Linked DNA regions of Homo sapiens: region 1 is linked to region 2. Evidence: read pairs that join two places in POLR2A ChIA-PET (ENCODE). Cell type or tissue: K562. All regions are shown on one strand.

Region 1 (2,500 bases), 130 kb after region 2:
TGTTTTCAGTTTTGTTTGCCATTTCCTGAATCTAACACCTTCTGAGGCGGATGCTAAGAGTTTAGAATTTACATAATTACCCGAGTCACTTGTTAACTCCCTGTAAGCAGCACCCTCACTGGATTTGATCACTTTTGCTTTGCCATGCCTGCATAAGCTTGCCACCGAAATACTTTAAAAAATGGACTTGAGGCCACACACTGGGCTCATGCCAGTAATCCCAGTACTTTGGATGTCAAGGTGAGAGGATCACTGGAGGCTAGAAGTTCAAGACCACCCTGGGCAACATACCAAGATCCCTTCTGCAAATAATAATACAAATAGTAATAATAATAATAAATATATATATATATATATATATATATTTTTTTTGAGATGGAGTCTCGCTCTGTTGCCCAGGCTGGAGTGCAGTGGTGCCATCTCGGCTCACTGCAAGCTCCGCCTCCCGGGTTCACGCCATTCTCCTGCCTCAGCCTCCCCAGCAGCTGGGACTACAGGTGCACACCACCACGCCTGGCTAATTTTTGTATTTTTAGTACAGATGGGGTTTCACTGTGTTTTAGTCGATCTCCTGACCTTGTGATCTGCCCGCCTCAGCCTCCCAAAGTGCTGGGATTACAGGCGTGAACCACCGCGCCCGGCCAATAATAATACTTTTAATTAGCCAGTCATGGTGGTGTACACCTGTAGTCCCAGCTACTCAGGAGGCAGAGGCAGGAGGGTTATGTGAACCCAGCAGTTTGAGGCTGCAGTGAACCATGATTGTGCCACTGTACTCCAGCCTGGGTGACAGAGCAAGATCCAACCTCCCCTCCGCACCAGGAAAAAAAAAAAAGGAAAGAAAGAAGACAGACTTGTGCCTCACAAGTGGTACTTTTGAGTTCCCACTCAAACTACTGTCTTTCGAGTAGGGCAAGACCACTTTCCATTGTGGTATCTTTGCAGCAGTGCCATTGTCCCTTATGGAACAGTGTCTCAGGACCCCGCTCCTGCTCCTTCTGCCGGCTCTGAGCAGGTGAGGACAGGGGACTGGGAAGGTCCCCTGCATCTGAGCCCGCCGGTGCTCAAGCATCTTTCTTGGCTGCCCAAGAACATTGTCTGCAGGACAATCCCAGCTCCTCAGCCTGCGTCTCTGGCCCTCCAGGTGCCCACTGCTTATGCTTCTCAGTCACATCCCTGGCCTGCCTGGGCTCAGGGCTGACTCTTACTCCAAGGGTGGGCAGCATGAAGCTGGAGCCATTTTGCAGCAGGAAGGATTCTGCCTACTAGGAGCCGAGGCCACACATGGGGGAAGGCAGGGTTCCTCTGCCGGAGCCCCTCCTGGTGTGATGAGGGAGGCAGGCACACAGAGAGGGAGTTAGAAGAATGGGGTTAGTGGGAAACTGAGGTCTGCCCCAGGCATGAGGAGGCAGTGAGGGCAGACTCCTAGCCCAGCAGGGAGAGGAGGTACTGAGAGCACCCAACCCTGAGTGAACAGCAGCTAGACCAGGCCGGGCAGATGGCCAGTCCCTCCTGCAGCGCACTCCAAAGTCTCAGGGAGCCAGGGAACAGGCAGAGCTGAGAAAACGTCCTGGAAACTCCACAGGAGCCCAGAGCCCACCATGTTCTCTGAGAGAAAGTCAGCACTGGGCACGCTGGACAGGGAAGCAGGGTCATGCTTGGAAAGGCCAACTCAGTCCTTGCCACCCACTGAGCACCCACTAGCTAGTTATTTGGTTTTGTTTTAAAAACTCAACTCATCACGAATACTCACCAAGATGCTTTGATCTAATTTCATGCCTCCACCTGGAGAGGGGGAACGATGAATTGACAGTCTCCCAGCCTGTCTTCCCCACCAGCCATCCAAGAACCCTGCCTGCCAGGATGCTGGTCCTGTGTCTGCCTGCCCCACGCCACCGTCACCTTGCAGAGAAACACTGATTGCCTTCACACATCTGGCTCCAGCCAACTCCCTCCTCTGCACACCTTGAGGCTCCCAGGCAGAGAGGAGGCTCTTCCCCAGGCCGGGGGCCCCCCTGGGAGGGTGTCCAATGTCATGCCAGCCAAGGCCCGTGTGGGCGTAGCTCCTGCAGGTTCTCAAGGTTGTAGCCCGCACCCTGCTCCTTGGTTTTGTGAAAGATCAAAATCAGGGCCTCACATAGAACTTTATATTCCAACGCTGCAAGTCTCAACACAAACCAATGTGTTGACTTGAAAATAAATATCACTAATAAAATGGAGAAGAGAGCTGGCATGGAAAGATTGGGAAAATGTCAAGAATTCTTGGTGCTGTATGTTTATCAGTAAATAAAGCACATCTGAGGGGTGAGGGGTCGGCCCTTGGACCTTGGGCTCTTACAGATGGGTGCCATTTTCAACAGCTTTGGAGACAAACATGGTGTTTGCCAATATCTTGGTTTTGCCAAGTCAAAGCTAACCAATATCAGCACTTCATCTAAGCAATTCCCACTAAGGAAAGGTATTTTCAACAACAACAAAAGAATATAAAGGATATAGTCTT
Region 2 (2,500 bases):
CAATGGCGTCTGCGGTCCTGGAACTCAGAGGCAGAGGAGGCGGGACCCTGTCATCCCAATCACTGTGATTCAGCAGCATGGGAAGCCAAGGGGCACTGAGGCTAGAAGGACCCAGAGCTGAGGGACACTGGGCTGGCCTGCAGGGGAGAGGCTCTGATTTTAAGGAGAAAGGAGATAAGGATGGGGCCCAGGGCAAGGGGTGCCATCTACAGAGCAGCTCCCAGGCCTGCAGAAGCTCCCTGGTCTGTGTCACTGTGGGCTCCCTGGCAGTGGCATTCCCAGCACCCCTCCCGCTGCCACTTCCCCACTTGGGGCTGGACCACCGGCCTGCCTGCAGGGGAGCTTGTGGGGTCTCAGCCCAACAGCCTGGAGCCCAGGGGCAGGCAGCAGCATGCTCTGCTGACCCGGCAGCCACATGGGCCCCCGGAAGCTGCCTCCGAGGCAAGCTTGCACCAGCAGGATGTCAGGGCTGCCCTGGAGCCAACACTGGGGACCGAAGGGAAGGACACAGGCGTAGGCAGGGGCAGCAATTGGACCCTGTGCGTACCTGACCCTATGCGAGCTCTGCAGCTCAAAGGGACCAGAGCTGGCCTGAGTTGGGCAGAATGGGCTGGACCTTATGCTCTGGATCGATGGGGCTGACCCACGGAAGCCAGGACCTTCGGGCCAACCCTGAAGGGACCACGGCTGAGGACTGTGTGCCCTGGAGGGAGTTCTGAGATGGGGGGTGTAGGGGTGGGGAACCCACAGGCAGGCACTGCCTCAGGGCCTCCCTCCTGTCCCATGGCCCCCAGGTGTCCTGCGGCCCCACACTCAGCCTCCTTCTGGGGGTCTGGGTGGCTGCACCTTCCATGGTGCCAGCCAGGCCTTGTGCCCATCTCCACCCCCTTGCCCTCACCTGCCCCAACCCACCACGCCTTGGCGGCCTCCTCTCGGGGCTTCCTGGCCTCCACCAAGCTGCACCCACCTCCGCCCTCATCACCCAGGAGGCCTTCCCCGGCCTGGCCCGACGCAGGCTCCACAGTCTCTCACCAGCCTCCCAGCTGCTGGCAGTGAAATTCACAGGAGCTCCCTCTGGGGCAAGGGTGCCTCCGCCTCCTCCATGGCAGCGTCCCCAGCCCTGCACGGGGCCCCCAGTGAACACATGGGCTGAATAAATGAGTGAGGGCATGAGGGACGCCTGAACACACGAATGAGAGAATGGCACTGGGGGTCCGTGAACAGCTTGTTGCATTGAAGATGGTGAAGGATTTTCATCCTGGTCCAAGCATGGAGGCCTCTCTAGAAACCGTCCCTTCCAGCTCCATGAGGGGTGAACTCTGAGCTCAGAGGCCATGGGGCCAAGTGCAGAAAATGGCTTTGAACTCTGGAGGAAGGAAAGAAGCCACCCTCCAGGAAGGAGTAAGAACCGCTCTGGAACATTCCCAGGAAAGGTCGCTGGGGGGCAGACCTGAGAGGTTCCCCGGACTCGGCGGACCCAGATCCCCCGCAGGGCAGCCCCTGGTGAGTCAGGGCCTGAGTCAGCGCCCTCCGCCTTCCCAGAGGCCCCGCCAGGACCTGCAGCCCTGGGCGCCCCAGCAGCCCGGCCCTGCTCAGCGCAGCTCTGGGTTGGAACTTGCACTTTCCAGTAACTCGGACCTCCCCCCGGCCGCCTTCCCAGGCGCCACCGGGCCCAGCAGATCGTCACCGTCCAGGTGCAGGGTGGGGGTGTGTGAAAGTCAGGCCTGGGACCCGGGCAAGTTGCTGCCGTGCCCTCTGGCTTCCCGGGGGACATCCTTCACCTTTGTGCGCCCAAACCCTCTGTGCTGCGGTTCCAACCCCCCTCCACATTCCCGCCTGCTCCTCCGGGCCTGCCCGTTCCCTCTGCCTTCCTGGGAACCTCCCTCTATCTCCGCATCTTCCGCCGCTCCCTTCCCTGCGGCAGCCGGCGGGCTCCGACTCTCGCTCTTCAGGGAACACCGCCCTTGGCGCCACGCCCACCTCCACCCGCGGCCACCTTCCCTCCCTCCCACCGCCAGACCTTCAAGACAGGATCTACCCCGGGCGGCCCCCAGCACAGGTCTCAGCCCCCTCCAGACTGGGGTTGTCGCCACCCTCCACTGAAATGGCGGCAGCCAGCTCCCTCCTGCCGCAGCCGGTGGCAGCCAGCTCCAGGCCTGGCCGGCCCCGCCCACCCTGTGTCTCGAGTGGCACCCACGGCGCTGTCCCTGTCCCGCCTGTCTTCTCGTGACCTCATCCGGCTCCAGACTCTCACATGTTTACGCCTTCAGCCCTGCCCAGCCCTGGACCCCAAGTCCCCTCCAATATTTCTTTTTCCTTTCTTGTATTTTTATTTATTTATTTATTTATTTATTGAGACAGTTTCGCTCTTGTCGCCCAGGCTGGAGTGCAGTGGCGCGATCTCGGCTCACCGCAACCTCCGTCTCCCCGGTTCAAGCGATTCTCCTGCCTCAGCCTCCCAAGTAGCTGGGATTACAGGCGTGTGCCACCACGCCCGGCG

Evidence for each region. ChIA-PET counts read pairs that join two places held together with the same protein. Peaks named below come from ENCODE experiments on the same cell type or tissue, not always from the same donor. Only the 100,000 strongest peaks of a DNase experiment are listed, where the experiment ranks them.
Region 1: POLR2A ChIA-PET joins it to region 2 with 5 read pairs; 9 of 35 experiments call an interaction of 5 or more read pairs at or near these places.

The regions. Positions count from the first base shown.
Region 1 is chr22:46,141,673-46,144,172 of GRCh38, forward strand. It overlaps LOC124905138 (a long non-coding RNA gene), which reads right to left. Exons shown (of 2, transcript XR_007068140.1): 1 at 1,754-2,500. Among named protein-coding and RNA genes, the nearest start is that of PPARA, 7.6 kb to the right of the region's middle. In K562, no CTCF peak of the experiment used is centred here; no DNase peak of the experiment used is centred here; H3K27me3 peaks cover 1,186 bases.
Region 2 is chr22:46,012,117-46,014,616 of GRCh38, forward strand. LOC124905134 (a long non-coding RNA gene) reads left to right here and starts at 1,465. Exons shown (of 2, transcript XR_007068136.1): 1 at 1,465-1,694; 2 at 2,381-2,500. RefSeq lists silencers at 1,567-1,756, 1,907-1,996. In K562, a CTCF peak has its summit at 1,462; DNase peaks (open chromatin) are centred at 1,495 and 2,125; H3K4me3 peaks cover 930 bases.